2 separate regions of the Homo sapiens genome follow, and region 2 is linked to region 1. A link is a loop called in an ENCODE intact Hi-C map of the cell type or tissue named here. Cell type or tissue: GM12878. All regions are shown on one strand. Links, peaks and the distances in the headings refer to the core of each region. The heading gives the core; the rest is flanking DNA.

Evidence for each region. Hi-C counts contacts between places; a loop is a spot of excess contacts. Peaks named below come from ENCODE experiments on the same cell type or tissue, not always from the same donor. Only the 100,000 strongest peaks of a DNase experiment are listed, where the experiment ranks them.
Region 2: a loop joins it to region 1, with 4 times the contacts of the local background. A loop is called at or near these places in 1 of 110 quality-filtered maps.

The regions. Positions count from the first base shown.
Region 1 is chrX:123,779,217-123,789,474 of GRCh38, forward strand. It overlaps the pseudogene CHCHD2P1. Among named protein-coding and RNA genes, the nearest start is that of THOC2, 51 kb to the left of the region's middle. RefSeq lists an enhancer at 5,605-5,784. In GM12878, for the core only: no CTCF peak of the experiment used is centred there; a DNase peak (open chromatin) is centred at 5,805.
Region 2 is chrX:123,933,013-123,943,270 of GRCh38, forward strand. No RefSeq gene overlaps it. Among named protein-coding and RNA genes, the nearest start is that of STAG2-AS1, 23 kb to the right of the region's middle. In GM12878, for the core only: no CTCF peak of the experiment used is centred there; no DNase peak of the experiment used is centred there.

The sequences.
Region 1 (10,258 bases), core at 4,780-7,279:
TAATTTTTTTTTCTTTTTTTTTTTTTTTGTATTTTTTAGTAGAGACGGGGTTTCACCGTGTTAGCCAGGATGGTCTCGATCTCCTGACCTCATGATCCGCCCGCCTCGGCCTCCCAAAGTGCTGGGATTACAGGCGAGAGCCACCGCGCCCGGCCTAGTCTCCTTTATATAGGTGTTACACAATTTCTTCATTAATATCGTATTTATGAGTCACCTATAATGTGCAAGGCACTGTTTGTTCTTGTATGCTGGACATACAAGAATATGTCCCTGTTTTCATGAAGTTTACAATCTAGCTGGGGAGGGAGACAACATTTTTAAAAACAAGTAGCCGAGTGCGGTAGCTCACGCCTATAATCCTTGCACTTTGGGAGGCTGAGGCGGACGGATCATGAGGCTAGGAGTTTGAGACCAGCCTGACCAACATGGTGAAACCCCCTCTCTACTAAAAATACAAAAATTAGCCAGGCGTGGTGGTGCATGCCTGTAGTCCCAGCTACTCAGGAGGCTGAGGCGGGAGAATCGCTTGAACCCAGGAGGCAGAGGTTGCAGTGAGCCAAGATCGCACCACTGCACTCCAGCCTGAGCGACAGAATGAGAATCTGTCTCAAAATAAAACAAAATAAAATAAAATAAAATATGACAATTGGTGACAAGTGTTATAAGGAAAATAAACCTGGGTAAGAGCATAAAGAATAAAAGGAAAGGAATGCTATTTTACATAGGCTGATCAGGGAAGGCCTTTCTGATAGGTAACACTTCAGCAAAAACTTAAAGGAGGTGAATGAATCAGCCATGAGGATATCAAGGTAAAGAGCATTGCAGGCAGTAAGTACAAAGTCCTGAGGCTCAAGCATAACTGGCTTGTTTGAGGAACAGCAGGAAGCTAGTGTGACTGAAGTACAGGTGATAAGATCTGAGTGGTAACCAGGGATCAGGTTATATAAGTCCCTGTAGGTCATGGGAACGATTTTGGATTTTATTCTGAGTGGGTTTAAAAGACACTGGGAGGTTTTAAACTAAGAAGTGACATGTCTGATTTATTCTTTTAAAGGATCAGTCACTTTTATGAGGAGAATAGAATGGCAAAGGTGGAAGCTGGGAACTCAGTTAAATCCAGGAGATAGATGATGGTAGCTTGGGCCAGGGTGGTGGTGAGGGTAATTTGTGCTCAGAACAGAAAGAAGTGAGCCAGGGCCTCTTCCCTCCAGAGGCATTTACCAAGCAAAAGGTGTTCCTTAAGTGAGAGGGACACATGAGACAATGAGTTAGTGACCTGCAGCCACCAGGAAAGTAGACCCTGGACTCTGGATATCTCTCTCTCTGTGTGTGTGTGTCTCTGTCTCTGTCTCTCTCTCTCTCTCTCTCACACACACACACACACACACACACACTCTCTCTCTCTCTCTCTCTCTCTCTCTCTCAACTAGGATTCTGTTGTAGTCTTTGCTCCAGGGGTCATTTGCCCAGCCCAGGAAACAACTGATAGGCAAGCAGTGCTTTGGGGTGGACACTGGGAACTGAAGAAAGCAGCTGAAGCTGTCCACCAGCCAAAGGGGACTCCTAGTGCAAATTACACTCTTGTGCAGAGAGAACTCAAAGGACTACACTCTGGAATATGGAAACAAAAAATTCCTCAAGCTTTGTTTCCAGACCACTAATGCTTTCAGGTGAGTCATGACTAAGGCAAGCTTAGAGAGAGGCCAGAAACCCAGAGAGGTTAGCATAGCATGCAGGGATAGCTTTTAACCTTAAGGTGTTTGACCATTCCAAAGAGGTATGTGAGAAGCTGAGCTGCTCATTTGTTGGTTTATGGGGCTGGGGGACAAAAGGTGGAATCTAAGGTGTACTGTTCCCTGCTTTGGGTTTGGAAACTAGATAGCTACACCCTAGTAGTAAGGACGAACCAGAAGTAAATTAGCCTTCATGACCTCTATAGATCAGATTTATCATTTGAATGGCCCACAAAATACCAAGATTTAAACTTGGAATAAGGTAATCCCGTACTCTTCCCATACTATTAGTGCCCCAGGCACTTGGTAAGGAACAAAAAAATCCTTTCTGGGAAAAGATAATATTATTCCAAGTCTCAAATTATTTCTATAAATAATTCTTCAGGACCGGGCACAGCGGCTCACACCTGTAATCCCAGCACTTTGGAAGGCCAAGGCGGGTGGGTCACCGGAGGTAAGGAGTTCGATACCAGCCGGGCCAACATGGTGAAACCCCATCTCTACTAAAAATACAAAAATTAGCTGGGTATGTTGGCAGGCACCTGTAATCCCAGCTATTCGGGAAGCTGAGGCAGGAGAATTGCTTGAACCCAGGAGATGCAGTTGCAGTGAGTCAAGATCGCGCCACTGCACTCCAGCCTGGGCGACAAAAGCAAGACTCCATCTCAATAATAATAATAACAATAATTCTTCAAATAGGATATCCAACACATAACTAAGGATAATCAGGGGCCAGATGTGGTGGCTTACGCCTGTAATCCCAACACTTTGGGAGGCTGAGGTGGGCAGATCACGAGGTCAGGAGTTCGAGACCAGCCTGGCCATCATGGTGAAACCCCCGTCTCTACTAAAAATACAAAATTTAGCTGGGCGTGGTGGTGGGTACCAGTAATCCCAGCTACTTGAAAGGCTGAGGCAGGAGAATCATTTGAACTCGGGAGGCGGAGGTTGCAGTAAGCTGAGATCGTGCCATTGCACTCCAGCTTGGACAACAGGACGAGACTCCGTCTCAAAAAATAAATAAATAAATAAATAAATAAATAAATAAATAAATAACCAGAGCCAGGCACAGTGGCTCGTGCCTGTAATCCCAGCACTTTCAGGAGGCCGGGGAGGTGGCTCACTTGAGGTCAGGAGTTCAAGACCAGCACACCTGCAGTCCCAGCTACTCAGGAGGCTGAGGCATGAAAATTGCTTGAGCCTAGGAGGCAGAGGTTGCAGTGAGCCGAGATTGAGCCACTGCGCTCCATCGTGGGCAACAGAGTGAGACTCTCTCAAAAGAAAAAAGAAAAAAGATAACGAGACACACAGTGAGAGACAACAAAGATTGAGCAAGAAGCATCAGAAACAACAGACAATACAAATACATCTGCCATCCACTATGACTCTAGATACTGTTAAAACCCCTATTTAAATACTCCTTAAGGAATTAGAAACTGTAAGGTGATACTACAGATTTGAAAACAAACAAACCAACTGGCTGGGCGCATTGGCTCACGCCTGTAATCCCAGCACTTTGGGAGGCGAAGGCAGCAGGTGGATCACCTGAGGTCAGGAGTTCGAGACCAGCCTGGCCAACATGGTGAAACCCCATCTCTACTAAAAATACAAAAATTAGCCAGGTATGGTGGCACATGCCTGTGGTCCCACCTACTTGGGAGGTTGAGGTGGGAGGAGGATCACTTGAGCCCAGGAGGTTGAGGCTACAATGAGCCATGTTTGTACCACTGCACTCCAGGCTGGGCAACAGGGCAAGACCCTGTCTCAAAAAAGAAAAAGAAAAACTGTCAGTAGTAATAAAGTAGAATTTATTTAATCTTATAAAATAGCAAAATGGAATTTCCTTAATCTTAAAAGAAACCTAAAGCAAGCATCAAACTTAAAGAATAAATATTAAAAGCTTTCCCCTATTAATGAGGAATGAGACAATGATATCCATTATCACTATTTCTATTCAATATTTTACTAGGCACAAAACAGCAATAAAAAATAAAAAAATTAAAGGTAAAAATATTAAAGATTAGGGCTGGGCGCAGTGGCTCATGCTTGTAATCCCAGCACTTTGGGAGGCAGAGGCGGATGGATCCCTTGAGGTCAGGAGTTCGAAACCAGCATGACCAACATGGCGAAATTCCTCTACTAAATACAAAAAATTAGCCAGGCTTGATGGCGGGCGCCTGTAATCCCAGCTACTTGGGAGGCTAAAACAGGAGAATCCCTTGAACCCGGGAGGCAGGAGTTGCAGTGAGCTGAGATTGTGCCATTGCACTACAGCCTGGGCAACAAGCGCAAAACCTCGTCTCAAAAAAAAAAAAAAAAAAGAAAAAAAGAAAAAGAAAAAAGAAAAAGTACAGTAAATTATTATAATTAATTAGAGAGTTTAGCAAATTGCTGGATACAAAATTAGCATTCAAAAATAAATTATAGAAGTATTATAGAAGTAAATATTTGTGATCCTGGGATAGGAAATAGTTTCTTAGATAGAGCATCAAAAACACAAATGACAAAAGAAAAAAATAGATAAATAGGGCTTCATAAAAATTTAAAATTTTTGTACACCATAAGTCACCATCAAGAAAGTAAAAAGACAACCTACAGAATGGGAGAAAATATTTGCAAACCATATATCTGACAAGGGACTTTTATCTAGAATGTATAACCTTAACATTCAATAATCTTTAAAAAAAAAAAAGCCCAATTTGTTTTTTTGTTTTTTTTTTTGTTTGTTTTTTGTTTTTTGTTTTTTTTTGAGACGGAGGCTCACTCTGTCACCCAGGCTGGAGTGCAGTGGTGCGATCTCAGCTCACTGCAAGCTCCGCCTCCCAGGTTCACGCCATTCTCCTGCCTCAGCCTCCCGAGTAGCTGGGACTACAGGCGCCTGCCACCACGCCCAGCTAATTTTTTGTATTTTTAGTAGAGATGGGGTTTCACCGTGTTAGCCAGGATGGTCTCGATCTCCTGACCTCTTGATCTGCCCACCTTGGCCTCCCAAAGTGCTGGGATTACAGGTGAGAGCCACCACGCCCAGCCAAAAAAAAAAGCCCAATTTTCAAAAAGGGGCAAAGGGGCCGGGCACGGTGGCTCACGCCTGTAATCTCAGCACTTTGGGAGGCCAAGGCAGGGGGATCAGGAGGTCAGGAGTTCGAGACCAGCCTGGCCAAAGCGACCAGCCTGGCCAACATGGTGAAACCCTGTCTCTACTAAAAATACAAAAATTAGCCGGGCATGGTGGCAGTACCTGTAATCCCAGCTACTCGGGAGGCTGAGGCAGGAGAATTGCTTGAACCCAGGAGGCAGAGGTTGCAGTAAGCTGAGATTGCCCCATTGCACTCCAGCCTGGGCAACAGAGTGAGACTCCTACTCAAAAAAAAAAAAAAAAAAAAGTTGGCGGATGCGGGGACAGCAAAGGGCTTAAGTAGACATTTCTTCAAAGAAGATATACAAATGGCTGATAAAGACATTTAAAGATATTCAGGGCCAGACGTGGTGGCCCACATCTATAATCCCAGCACTTTGGGCTGCCAACGTGGGAGGATATCTTGAGCCCAGGAGTTCACGACCAGCCTGGGCAACATAGTGAGACTATCTCTACATAAAAACAAAAAATAAGGCTGGGCATGGTTGCTCACACCTGTAATCCCAGCAATTTGGGAGGCCGAGGCAGGCAGATCACCTGAGGTCAGGAGTTTGAGACCAGCCTGGCCAACGTGGCAAAACGCTGTCTCTACTAAAAACTACAAAAATTAGCCTGGCATGGTGGCGGGCGCCTGTAATCCCAGCTACTTGGGAGGCTGAGACAGGAGAATCGCTTGAACTTGGGAGGCCGAGGTTGCAGTGAGCCGAGATTGAGCCATTGCACTCCAGCCTGGGTGACAGAGCAAAACTCCATCTCAAAAATAAATGACTAAATAAAATAAAGATGTTCAACATCACTAATCACTAAGGAAATGCAAACCAAAACCACGAGATACCATTTTACATGCAGAAGAATGGCTATAATTTTAGAAAGATAGAGTTTCACAAGTCTAGACGCTGAGCCGCAGCACATTTGCAACGTCACGTGGAAGCTGAAACTGCACCTCCCACGTGGCCCCTCTAGCCAGCTGAGAACCTCAGATAAGAACTACACCCAGGCCAGCACCAGCAGCTCAGCCACTAGCAGCAGCCCCACCCTCTGCAGCTGGCTCTCCTGCTGCTGCACTCCGCGGCAGCCAGGTCTGATGGCCCGGGCGGCAATCACTGCAGCTGGCATGGCTGTGGACTCTGCTGTGGGGCACATACTGGGTCATGCCATCAGTGGGAGCTTCAGTGGAGTAAATAATGCTGAGCCCCCAAGTGGTGACATCACTTACCAGAAGCCTCAGGGAACCCACCCGGCACAGCAGCAGTAGGCTTTCTTGTATGAGATAAAATGGTTTTTGGAATGTGCCCAGAATCAGGGAGACATAAAGTTCTGTGAGGGTTTCCATGAGGTGGTGAAACAGTGCAGACTTGCAAATGGATTTATCTAATCAAGAAGTTCAAATTGAAGAAATGGAAAATCAGCTCTCACAACTAAGTTAATTTAGCATAAAAACATAATTGATAGCCGGGCGTGGTGGCTCACGCCTGTAATCCCAGCACTTTGGGAGGCCGAGGCAGGCGGATCACCTGAGGTGGGGAGTGCGAGACCAGCCTAACCAACATGGAGAAACTCCGTCTCTACTAAAAAAAAAAAAAATACGAAAAATGAGCCGGGCGTGCTGGCGCATGCCTGTAATCCCAGCTACTCGGGAGGCTGAGGTAAGAGAATCACTTGAACCCAGGAGCTGCAGGTTGTGGTGAACCGAGATCATGCTATTGCACTCCAGCCTGGGCAACAAGAGCAAAATCTGTCTCAAAAAAAAAAAGTATATATATAATATATATTTAATAGTGAAGGTATAAAGTGTAAAACCGTCAGTGAAACCAATCCTCTGTCATTCATTACTTTCTTGCTTCAGAATTGCAATAGAAGAGGGTGTTCTTATTTGGTAGAATTTCATTAAGATAGTATAGAATTTGGGGCGTGTCAAATGTTTGTGTGGCCTCCTTAAACCAGCTGTTGTAATTTTTTTGTTTTGTTTTGTTTGTGAGTTAATTAGAATAAAGTGATTTTCTTTGCCCAAAAAAGACAATAACAAGTGTTGCTGAGAATGTGGAGAAATGGGAAACTTTACATATTGTTGATGAGAATGTGAAATAATCCAGCTACTTTGGAAAAAATGGAAACAATCTACATGTCCATCAACTAATGAATGAATAAACAAAATGTGATATATTTATACCAAATATTCCACTTATTCCATTAAATGGAATATTATTTGGCCATATAAAAGAATGAAGTACTGATACATGCTACAACATGGATGAATCTCAAAGAAATTATGCTAAGTGAAAGAATCAGTCACAAAAGACCACATATTATATAGTTCCATTTATTTGAAATATGAGGCAGAAATTGTGAGAGAAGAGTCTTCTCTTCTCTCATGATAATACCACATAGGGTTCACACTCTGAAGAAAGTCCCACCCTAATTAAAACTAAGAACGAGTTTGAGACCTGATGGATCAGAGCACTAAGAATCAAAAGGAAGGGCGTTATTTGTTTTTTGTTTTTGTTTTGAGACAGAGTTTCACTCTTGTTGCCCAGGCTGGAGTGCAATGGCTCGATCTCAACTCACTGCAACCTCTGCTTCCTGGGTTCAAGCCATTCTCCTGTCTCAGCCTCCCGAGTAGCTGGGATTATAGGCATGTGCCACCACGCCCGGCTAATTTTGTATTTTTAGTAGAGAACAGGTTTCACCATGTTGGCCAGGCTGGTCTTGAACTCCTGACCTCAGAAGATCCACCCACCTCGGCCTCCTAAAGTGTTGGGATGACGGGCGTGATCCATTGCACCTGGCCGGAAAGGTGTTATTTGAAAGATGTGTTGGCCGGGTGTAGTGGCTCACGCCTGAAATCCCAGCACTTTGTGAGGCTGAGGCAGGTGGATCACCTGAGGTCAAGAGTTCAAGACCTGCCTGGACAACATGGTGAAATCCCGTCTGTACTAAAAATACAAAAATTAACTGAGCCTGGTGGTGCACGCCTGTAGTCCCAGCTGCTCAGGAGGCTGAGGCAGGAGAATCACTTGAATCTGGGAGGCAGAGTTTGCAGTGAGCCATAATCGTGCCACTGCACTCCAGCCTGGGCAACAGAGAAAGACTCCATCTCAAAAAGAAAGAAAGAAAGATGCGTAAAAAAAAAAAAAGGAAGAAGCCTAAAAATTGCACAGTACAAGAGACAGTAGTCTTGTGAAGGCAAGACATGAAGAAGTAGCCATTGGAGGAATAGCATTCAGAAGATCAAATGATCCTTCCCTCCAAAAGTATAATTTATTAGAGACACTATACTTTATTGTATCAACAGAAGAGGGTGCTCTTGAGCCAATAAACCAAATAAGGTATCTGAATCCTTTTCTTCATATAGAATCAATCAAAACATTATCACCGAATCAGGAAAATCCAGGATACTTTACAATAATCAGAAAATGATTATCTTCACAGAATTACTATAAGGGGGTAAAAAAGCAAGAACCAGAACTTTTCAGCTGATGAAAATAAATATCCTCCAAAAAAAAGACAAGAATAGTAAAGCAGAGAAAAACATAAATATAATTAAACAAGCAATTGCAGATATGAAAGACTACTGCGAATCAAAAATTTAAGGCTGGGCACAGTGGCTCACACCTATAATCCTAGCACTTTGGGATGCTGAGGCGGGTGGATCGTTTGAGCCCAGGAGTTCTAGACCAGCCTGGCCAACATGGTAAAACCCCATCTCTACTAAAAGTACAAAAATTAGCCGGGTGTGGTGGCGTGCACCTGTAATCCCAGCTACTCGGGAGGCTGAGGCAGGAGAATTGCTTGAGCCTGGGAAGTGGAGGCTGTAGTGAGCCAAGATTGTGCCACTGCACTCCAGCCTGGGTGAGAGAGCTAGACTCTGTCTCAAAACACACACACACACACACACACACACACACAATAGAAACAAACAACAGGAACATGTGGCATGCTGACTGAACTCAGGAAAGAAATTGCAGAAAAAGACGAAATCATCTCAGAAGAGAAAACTAAATTACAAGGTGCCCAAGGGAGAATTGGTGTCATTGAAAAATGCCATAAAAGGAAAGAAAGAATGTGAATAAAAAAGAACCAAGACAACCAAAACAAATTAAAGGGGCAAAGAGTAAACTGACAGTCTCGCTCGGTCTCCAGGCCGGAGTGCAGTGGCGTGATCTCGGCTCACTGAAACCTCCACCTCCCAGGTTCAAGCAATTATCCTGCCTCAGCCTCCCGAGAAGCTAGGATTACAGGCGAGAGCCACCACGCCCACTCAATTTTTGTGTTTTTAGTAGAGTTGGGATTACAGGCGTGAGTCACCGAGCCTGGCCTGAAAGCTCTTAAGAAAAAAAAAAAAAAAAAAACAGCCGGGCACGGTGGCTCACGTCTGTAATCCCAGCATTTTGGGAGGCCAAGGTGGGCAGATCACCTGAGGTCAAGAGTTCAAGATCAGCCTGACCAACATGGAGAAACCCCATCTCTACTAAAAAAAAAAAATACAAAATTAGCCGGGCGTGGTGGCGCATACCTGTAATCCCAGCTACCCGGGAGGCTGAAGCAGGAGAATTGCTTGAACCCAGCGGATGGAGGTTTCAGTGAGCTGAGATCGTGCCACTGCACTCTGGCCTGGGCAATAGAGTGAGACTCTGTCTCAAAAAAACAAAAACAAAACAAACAATGGAACAGAACTGTTATAATATTTAAAATTATAACTTAAACAAAACTTTCTAGAAATAAAGCAACATCCACTTCTACATATTTAAAGATCCTGCTGTGTACTTGAGGATACTGACAATCAACTCTGAGACATAGCTCAGTAAAACAGACAATAGTGATTAGAAAAAAAATCCTTTGACTCTATAGGCAAAATAAACAAATAAAACACTCAAGTGACCTACAGGAAAAGAAAATCAGTTGGCATCAAACTACTTGACAGAATTATAGAAAGTAAGATAACAGTGAAGAAACCTCTTGAAGAAACTCAAGCTTTTAAAAAGTCTGAGTTTCAGAAGACTCAGACATATCAGAGAAAAAAAAGAAAAAAAGTGTGAGCCAAAGATTCCATCTTTAAACTTTCAAGAACTCAAGTAATTTTGTATTCAAGGACTCTTTCTGAGGATTCTACTAGGGGTCAAGTTTCATACAACTAAAAGATGATTGCAAAATTTTAGCCAAAAAAACAGATCTTAAGGATTGAACATGTTCAATTATATAAATCTAAGACTAAAACAAATGTAAGAATAAGTGCTGACGAATGCTCTCTGGCAAAGTAGAAATACAATTAAAAATGGGAGCAAAGAAGAAATGTAGAAGAATAAGCTCAATGATTACGCACAGGTAAAAGGTGAAAGTTAAAGCATGTCGTTTAAACAAGCAAACCAGCCTGGCACAGCGGATCACGCCT
Region 2 (10,258 bases), core at 3,293-5,792, 150 kb after region 1:
GTACAATGGCGCAATCTCGGCTCACCGCAAACTCCACCTCCTGGGTTCAAGTGATTCTCCTGCCTTGGCCTCCTGAATAGCTGGGATTACAGGCATATGCCACCATGCCTGGCTAATTTTGTATTTTTAGTAGAGACAGTGTTTCTTCATGTTGGTCAGGCTGGTCTCAAACTCCCGACCTCAGGTGATCCACCCACCTCGGCCTCCCAAAGTGCTGGGATTACAGGTGTGAGCCACCGTGCCCCACCTGGAATGGGTGTATTTACCCAACACCTGTACTCCCACCATATCAGGGAAGTAACTAACTTGCTATTTTACAGGCTTCTAGGCGGAAGGGACTTGCCTTGTCTTAGATGAAACTTTGGACTTGGACTTTTGGGTTAGTGCTGGAATGAGTTAAGACTTTGGGGGACTCAGGACAGGTGTAGTGGCTCACGCCTGTAATCCCAGCACTTTGGGAAGCTAAGGCGGGCAGATCACCTAAGGTCAGGAGTTCAAGACTAGCCTGGCCAACATGGTGAAACTCCATCTTTACATAAAAATACAAAAAATTAGCCTGGCATGGTGGCACATGCCTGTAGTCCCAGCTACTTGGGAGGCTGAGGCAGGAGAATTGCTTGAACCCGGGAGGCAGAGGTTGCAGTGAACCGAGATCATGTCACTGGACTCCAGCCTGGGTGACACAGTGAGACCCTATCTCAAAAAAAAAAAAAAAGATTTTGGGGGACTGTTGGAAGGGTATGATTGTGTTTTGAAATGTGAGGACATGAGAGTTGGGAGGGGCCAGGGGCAGAAGGATATGGTTTTGCTTTGTGTCCCCACCCAAATCGTACATTGAATTGTAATAATCCTCATGTGTCAAGGCCGGGACCAGGTGGAGATAATTGAATCATGAGGGCAGTTCCCGCATGCTGTTCTTGTGATAATGAGTGAGTTCTCATGAGATCTGACAGTTTTCTAAGAGGCTTCCCACTTTGCTCGGCTCTCATTCTCTCTCCTGCCACCCTATGAAGAGGTGCTTCCTGCCATGATTGTAAGTTTCTTGAGGCCTCCCCAGCCCCACAGAACGGTGAGTCCATAAAACATTTGTTCTTTATAAATTACTCAGTCTCAGGTATTTCCTTATAGCAACGTGAGAATAGACTAATACACTTGGTTATAGTGGAAATCACATAAATTTTGCATCCTAATGGACCTGAGTTTTAATTCTGTCCCTGACCTCCTTGTACAAGTCATTTAAATTATCTAAACTTCAATTTTTTTCACCTATATCATGGAGATAATAATATATAATATCGAGATAATAATATGGGAGGTTTAAAGATAAGGTACTGGGCTGGGCACAGTGGCTCACACCTGTAATCCCGGCACTTTTGGAGGCCGAGGTGGGTAGATCACTTGAGGCCAGGAGTTCAAGACCATCTTGGCCAACATGGTGCAACCTCGTTTCTACTAAAAATACAAAAATTAGATGGGTGTGGTGGCGCATGCCTGTAGTCCCACAGCTACTCGGGAGGCTGAGGCAGGTGAATCACTTTAACCCAGGAGGTTGAGGCTACAGTGAGCTGTGATCGTGCCACTGCACTCCAGCCTGGATGACAGAGCAAGACTCTGTCAAAAAAAGATAAGGTACTGTATGTAGTCCAGTGCTTGACACAGAGTAAGTCTTCAAAAAATGGTAACTTTTGCCCTTTATATCTCAAAACTCCTCATTCCTTTACTATGTCTTTTCCCCTCCCTCCCTCCCTCCCTCCCTGGTCCAATGACAATCCCAGTACCTGGGATTCCTTCCTTCCTTCCTTTTTTTTTTTTTTTTGAGACAGGGTCTCCCTCTTTCACTCAGGCTGGAGTGCAGTGGCATGATCAGGGCTCCCTGCAGCCTCAACTTCCCAGACTCAAGTGATCCTTCCACCTCAGCCTCCCAAGTAGCTGGGACTACAGGCACGCACCATCACGCCTGGCTAATTTTTGTATTTTTTGTAGAGATGGGGTCTCGCTATGTTGTGATCTGTCTGCCTCAGCCTCCCAAAGTGCTGGGATTACAGACATGCACCATCTGCACCATCTTTCTTTCTCTTTCTCTCTCTTTATTTCTCTCTCTCTCTCTCTCTCTCTTTCCTTTCTCACTTTCTTGATGGGATCTCACTATGTTGCCCAGGCTGGCATTCAGTGGCTATTCATAGGCACAATCATAGCATGCTACAGCCTTGAATCCTGGGCTCAAGTGATCCTTCTGCTTCAGTCTCCCGAGTAGCTGGGACTACAGGCATGTGCCATTGTGCCTGGCATCAAAGCACTTTCATACACATTGTCACAAGATCAGTTAGGGATAGAGAAAGAAAATATACCATGCAAGGCTACAGGGTACTCTGGAGAAAGTGCTGGGCTTGAAATCAAACAGACCTGGGATGGAATTGGCTCCATTATTTCCCGAGATATATGACCAAAAGGAAATTCCCTTTACCTTAGAAAAAAATTTTTTTGGCCAGGCACGGTGGCTCACACCTGTAATCCCAGCACTTTGGGAGGCTGAGGCTGGTGGATCACATGAGGTCAGAAGTTTGAGATCAGCCTGGCCAACATGGTGAAACCCCCTCTCTACCAAAAAATACAAAAATTAGCTAGGTGTGGTGGCGGGCATCTGTAGTCCCAGTTACTTGGGAGGCTGAGGTGGGAGAATAGCTTGAGCCCAGGAGGTGGAGGTTGCAGTGAGCAGAGATCACACCACTGCCCTTCAGCCTGGGCAACAGAGTGAGACCCTGTCTCAAAAAAAAATTAATATAGGTTCTCACTATGTTGCCCAGATTAGTTTCTTTTGTGCAGTGGTGCTATCTGCAATCTCCGCCTCTTGAGGCTAGCCCGGCCAGCCCAGACTAGTTTCAAACTCCTGGGCTCAAGCAATTCTCCTGCCTCAGCCTCCTGAGTACCTGAGATTACAGACACATGCCACTGTGCCCCACTTTCCTTAACCTCTTTTTGAGCCTCAGTTTCCACATCTGTAAAATAGGGATAACAGTATCTAGTTACTAAATGAGGGATTTTGTGCACTTATACATAGGCCTAAAAACCAGTAAATGAGGCCGGGCGCAGTGGCTCACGCCTGTAATCCTAGCACTTTGGGAGGCAGAGGTGGGCGGATCACGAGGTCAGGAGTTCGAGACCAGCCTGGCCAATATGGTGAAACCCCATCTCTACTAAAAATACAAAAATTAGCCGGGTGTGGCGGCACACACCTGTAGTCCCAGCTACTTGGGAGGCTGAGGCAGAAGAATCACTCAAACCCCGGAGGTGGAGGTTGCAGTGAGCCAAGATCATGCCACTGCACTCCAGCCTGGGTGACAGAGCAAGGCTGTCTCAAAAAAAAAAAAAAAAAAAGAAAGAAAGAAAGAAAAAACATACAAACAAAGAAAAACGACAACAAGAAAAACAGTAAATGAGTATTTTGGCTGGGAGCAGTGGCTCCTGCTTGTAATCCAAGCACTTTGGGAGGCCAAGGTGGGAGGATCACTTGAGCCCAGGAGTTGGAGACCAGCCTGGAACCTCATCTCTAAAATAAATAAATAAATAAAAATAAAAGCTGGGAATGGTGGCACGTGCCTGTAGTCCCAAGTACTTGGGATGTTGAGGTGGGAGGATCACTTGAGCCTAGGAGGTCAAGGCTGCAGTGAGCCATAATTGTGCCACTGCACTCCAGCCTAGTTGACAGAGTGAGACCCTGTATCAAAAAACAAAACAAAAATGTAAATCAGTATTTCAATTTGTGAGCTCTGAAAAATCAAAGCTTGTGCTTATTTGTGAGCTCTGAAAAATCAAAGCTTGTGCTTATAAATGACAACTAAATTTAGGAGTCATAGGCACCACCAAAAAGCTCAAATAATCTTGTGTGATTCCAATGACTTTGAGAAGAAATTTTTGTATAAAACCTACGTAATGCTTTGAATTCCTTGGTTCAAGCAATCATCCTACCTCAGCCTCCCAAGTTTCTAGGACTACAGGCGTGGATCCCTACACCTGGTTAACTAAAAAAATATTTTGTAGAGATGGGGGTATTCCTATGTTGCCCAGGATGGTCTTGAACTCGTGGCTTCAATCATCCTCTTGCCTCAACCTTTCAAGTAGCTGGGATTATAGCCGCATGCCACTATGCCCAGCTCCAAAATCTACTTTCTTTTTTTTTTTTTTTTGAGACGGAGTCTCACTCTGTTGCCCAGGCTGGAGTGCAGTGGCGTGATCTCGGCTCACTGCAAGTTCCACCTCCCGGGTTCACGCCATTCTCCTGCCTCAGCCTCCCGAGTAGCTGGGACTACAGGCGCCCGCCACCACACCCGGCTAATTTTTTTGGTATTTTTTTTTAGTAGAGATGGGGTTTCACCGTGTTAGCCTGGATGGTCTCAGTCTTCTGACCTCATGATCTGCCAGCCTCGACCTCCCAAAGTGCTAGGATTACAGGCGTGAGCCACCGCGCCTGGCCCAAAATCTACTTTCTTATTCCTAAGGTGGCTTCAATGGTGCCTGGATACTGTAAACAGGGTTACCAATTAGTGCACTGACAGAAATTAGACGCTGGATTTGCAGAAGTGAGTTGTGAACCCTGAATTATGTCAAATCCCTCCAAACTACAGCCTCTCTGCAAAGCCCTGTTTGGGTGGGTAGCTGGTCTCTTAGTGTGTCTATCCATAGGCTCTCCATCAAAAGGTAGCAATTCAGCCGGGCATGGTAGCTTACGCCTGTAATCCCAGCACTTTGGGAGGCTGATGGGGTCGGATCACAAGGTCAGGAGTTCAAGACCAGCCTGGCCAACATGGCGAAACCCCGTCTCTACTAAAAATACAAAAATGTGGTGGGCGCCTGTAATCCCAGCTACTTGGGAGGCTGAGGCAGGAGAATCGCTTCAACCCGGGAGGCAGAGGTTGCAGTGAGCCAAGATCGTGCCATTGCACTCCAGCCTGGGCGACTAGAGCAAGATTCCGTCTCAAAAAAAAAAAAGAAAAAAAAAAGTAACAATTCACAAGTTTACACACAAAGAAAAAAGACTAACTTAAAATGTTACATTCAGTTTTTATTAAACTAGTTGTCTCCTATTGAAAGAATTACATACATTGCACTTCTAGGTAGAGAAACACACCCACAGGTACACAAGGATGTTTACTATAGAACGGTTGTTAGCTGTGAAAAATAAACAATTTCTGTGTCTATCAGTGGGGGAATGACTAAATAAAATGTAGCTCATTCATGTAATAGAACACTATACAGTAGTTAATAATCATGAAGTATTATATGTATCAACAGGGATAAATCTCTAAAACATAATGTTGAATGAAAAGCACATGTCACAAAAGGGTATGTACAGTATGACACGATTTATGTCAAACACTATGATACAATACTATGTTCTATACTTTAGGCTTATAAACAAATTGGTATGTATGTATGTATTTATTTATTTATTGAGATGGAGTTCCACTCTTGTTGCCCAGGCTGGAGTGCAGTGCCACAATCTTGGCTCACTGCCACCTCTGCCTCCCGGGTTCAAGTGATTCTCCTGTCTCAGCCTCCCGAGTAGCTGGGATTACAGGTGCCCGTCATCATACCCACCTACGCAAATTAGTATTTAAAATACCAATTCTATGCCTACTTAAGTAGAAGTATTTAAAATATTTGTCGGGAAGGATGTGTACCAACCTAAAAAATGATTATCTATGGAAAGAAGGGAAAGAAGCAGGTTGGGATGGTGGCCAAGGGGACTGTGATGGTTAATTTTTTTTTTTTTTTTGAGACGGAGTCTCACTCTATTGCCCATGCTGGAGTGCAGTGGCATGACCTCGGCTCACCGCAACCTCCACCTCCCAGGTTCAAGTGATTCTCCTGCCTCAACCTCCCAAGTAGCTGGGACTACAGGCGTGCAACACCATGCCCAGCTATTTTTTTTTTTTTTTTTGTATTTTTAGTAGAGACGGGGTTTTGCCATGTTGGCCAGGTTGCTCTCGAACTCCTGAACCCAGGTGACCTGCCCGCATTGGCCTCCCAAAGTGCTGGGATTACAGGAGTGAGCCACCAAGCTCGGCCAGTGATGGTTAATTTTATGTGCAAACTTGATTGGGTCAAAGTGTACCTAGATATTTGGTCAAACATTATTCTTGGTGTGTCTGTGAGGGTGTTTTTGGAGGAGATTAACATTTGAATTGGTAGACTGAGTAAAGCAGATGGCCCTCCCCAGTGTGGGTGGGCCTCATATAATCAGTTGAAGGCCTGAATAGAACAAAAAGGCTGACCCTCTCAAGAGTAACGGGTAGTTCCTACTACTTGACTGCTTGAACTGAGACATTGGTCTTTTTCTGCCTTTGGACTCAAACGGAAATATTAGCTCTTGTTGGGTCTTGTGCTGGCTCTCAGAGTGGAACCACACCATTGACTCACCTTGGTCTCCAGCTTGCCAACTGCAGATCTTTGGACTTTTCAGCCTCCATGATCACGTGAGCCAATTCCTTAACACACACACACACACACACACACACACACACACACACACACACACAGTGGTTCTGTTTCTCTGGGGAATCATGACTAATACAAAGACTTTAGCTTCATCTTTTTAATGTTCTGATTTTTTTTTTTTTTTTGAGACAGAGTCTCGTTCTGTCACCCAGGCTGGAGTGCAGTGGCATGATCTCGGCTCACTGCGAACTCTGCCTGCCGGGTTCACGCCATTCTCCTGCCTCAGCCTCCCAAGTAGCTGGGACTACAGGTGCCTGCCACCACGCCCGGCTAATTTTTTGTATTTTTAGTAGTTTCACTGTGTTAGCCAGGATGGTCTTGATCTCCTGACCTCGTGATCCGCCCGCCTCGGCCTCCCAAAGTGCTGGGATTACAGGTGTGAGCCACTGTGCCTGGCCAATGTTCTGATTAAAAAAACATTTTTTGGGGGGGGGTACAGGGTCTTGCTCTGTTGCCCAGGCTGGAGTGCAGTGGCATGATCAGGGCCCAGTGCAACCTCAACCTCCCAGGCTCAAGCGATCCTCTTACCTCAGCCCCCCTGAGTAGCTGGAACTACATGCGCCACCACACGTATCTAATTTTTTTGAATTTTGATAGAGACGAGGTCTCACAATGTTGCCCATGCTGGTCTTGAACTCCTGAGCTCAAGCAATCCTCCCACATCAGCCTCCCAAAGTGTGGAGATTACAGGTGTGAGCCACTGTGCCTGCCCTATTCTGACTTTTTTTTTTTTTTTTTTTTTTGAGGCGAAGTCTCACTTCCCCAGGCTGGAGTGCAGTGGCGCTATCTAGGCTCACTGCAACCTCCGCCTCCTGGGTTCAAGCGATTCTCCTGCTGCGGCCCCTTGAGTAGCTGGGATTACAGACGCCTGCCTCCACGCCTGGCTAATTTTTGTATTTTTAGTAGAGATGGGGTTTCACCATGTTGGCCAGGCTGGTCTAGAACTCCTGACCTCAGGTGATCCACCTGCCTTGGCCTCCCAAAGTGCTGGGATTACAGGCATGAACCACCATGCCCGGCCAATTCTGACTTTTTAAAAGGAGAATGGATTCATGTATTACATTTATTATTAACTCTATCTTCAGAGAACCAAAATATGTCAAGCCTGTATTGTTATTCCCAGGTAAGATATAATGAAACTGAAAGGTTAAATGATTGTCCCAGTCTTTCCCCTTAGCTCTCCCTGACACATTCACAGGGAAGTTGCAAAGACAAATGCAGCATTATAATATAAAAGTATTTGGAACTCCTTGTTAACACATAGAAATATAAGGTATTGTCATTTCCTGATTTTTCCTTCTCACCTTCTTTTCTTAGATATTCCACACCAAAGGAGTGAGCTCACACACATTGAGGAAGACAGTGGAGGCAACAAATGTCTCATAAACATGGGAATTAACTCCATGTTACTTTCAAGGTTTGAGGATGTGCCAAAAGTTGTCTGACCCTCGGAGCATGGAGTGAATACGACTTTGGAAATCATTGAGAATCAATGCTTTAGAAACATAATTTATGGGCACAGTAGCTAGACAGCAACATTTGCAGTGGAAAATTCCTCTAACTCCCAGGTTAAAGGATGGGGATAATTATTCTGGAGAAGAAAAATGTACTTTGAAATATGTAAGAGGAAGGCAGAAAAAATTTAAAAGGGGGGAAAACTTTATGTGAATATGTGAATATTTATAAAATCCTGAAGTCTCTTGACTGTATTTTTGAGGAAAAGCATATTGACCTGAAATCTATTTGGGAGACTTTCTATTTTACTTAAACAGAGAAAAAGGAATAAAGGTGGTTCTGTTATCAACAGTGTTTTAAAACCCTCTTTCCACCAAATTAAGAAAAAGCTACTGCATCTTAGATCTCAGAAGGTCTTGTGTAACTACTTGAATCTGTAAACAGGGAAGTGGAACAGTCTCCATACCCTTCCCCCTTACTCCAAATCAATTGTTTGAACTTTATTTTTATTTATTTATTTATTTATTTATTTTTGAAACAGAGTCTCACTCTGTCGCCTGCACTATGCCCAGCTAATTTTTTGTATTTTTAGTAGAGACGGGGTTTCACCATGTTGGCCAGGCCACTCAGAACTCCTGACCTCGTCATTCGCCCACCTTGGCCTCGCAAAGTGCTGGGATTATAGGCGTGAGCCACTGTGCCTGGCCTGTTTGACCTTTAAATTAATAATGTTGTATTAGTTGTTACACGAAATGCCCTATTATACAAGTAGAATTATTCATCTTATCAAACTTGGTAGTTTATCAGGATACTTCTGAAAGCTGTTTTCAGAATTTTTCCTTTTCCCTGATTAAGTATGGCTTTCTTTAAGCAATGTACTTTATTTATTTATTTATTTATTGAGATGGAGTTTCCCTAGGTTGCCCATGCTGGAGTGCAGTGGCGCAATCTCAGCTCACCGCAGCCTCTGCCTCCCGGGTTCAAGCAATTCTCCTGCCTCAGCCTCCTGAGTAGCTGGGATTACAGGCGCATGACCCTATGCCCAGATAAATTTTGTATTTTTGGTAGAGATGGGGTTTCACCATGTCGGGCAGGCTGGTCTCGAACTCCTGACCTCAGGTGATCCACCCGCCTCAGCCTCCCAAAGTGCTGAGATTACAGGCATGAGCCACTGCGCCCGGCCTAAGCAATGTACTTTAAATGTATAAACAACAGTATTGCGTTTAAGGAATTCTAAAATGATTATGTGGACCTCTGGTTTGAGTTTGGCCATAGTTTTTCAAGAGACTTTATATGGTGTTTACATGAAAGTATGCTAATAATATTTTATTGTGAGGTTTTCATTACTTTTATCTGTAGAATCTAATTTTTCTCAGACTCTATCATTGAGCTTTTATTAAATATCCTAGTGCATTTCAACTACAATGAAAAAGGTTTTCTGAACTTCACATAATCTTTATTTTGCATTATTTGTATAAATATTTAAAATTACAATCAGAATTTTTCATTACATTTGAGATCCAAGACAAATATTCTGGCTTCATATTACACCTTTTCATTTCTTTTTTTTTTTTTGAGACAGAGTCTCGCTCTGTCACCCAGGCTGGAGTGCAATGGCGTGATCTTGGCTCACTGCAACCTCTGCCTCCTGGGTTCAAGCAATTCTGCCTCAGCTTCCTGAGTAGCCGGGATTACAGGCACCTGCCACTACACCTGGCTAATTTTTGTATTTTTAGGTGAGACAGGGTTTCACCATGTTGGTCAGGCTGGTCTCGAACTTCTGATCTCATGATCCACCCGCCTTGGCCTCCCAAAGTGCTAGGATTACAGGCGTGAGCCACTGCACCCGGCCCTAGAAAGATAATTTTTTAAAAACTTATGGTTTTGATTTATTTTTCGCAGGCAAAGGCACTATGTCTCACCCATTTCCCTGTCTTCAAAATAAATTGTTTGTAACTTTCTAAACATTTGCAACTATCCTCTTGAGCATCAAAACCACAATTTGGTTGAAGTAATGATGTCATGACAGCAACTTATCTTACATATTTTTGATTCTCTTTTAATTTTCATATACTGCTATTTGTAGATTGAAGGATAGAACCTGATTTTCCATCAAACAGCATACCATTTTTTGTACTATATATAAAAAATCTGATCACTGTACTTCAAAGCTCTTTGAACTCTATTTCACAACAGTTGTTATGAATGAGTGTCTTTTCCAACTCTGTTTTGTTATTTCTTCTTGGGTTGTAAGACTGAATTCATCAGGTGGGTGTTTTATTGGTCTTAACTTGCTGAATGGTAGGCT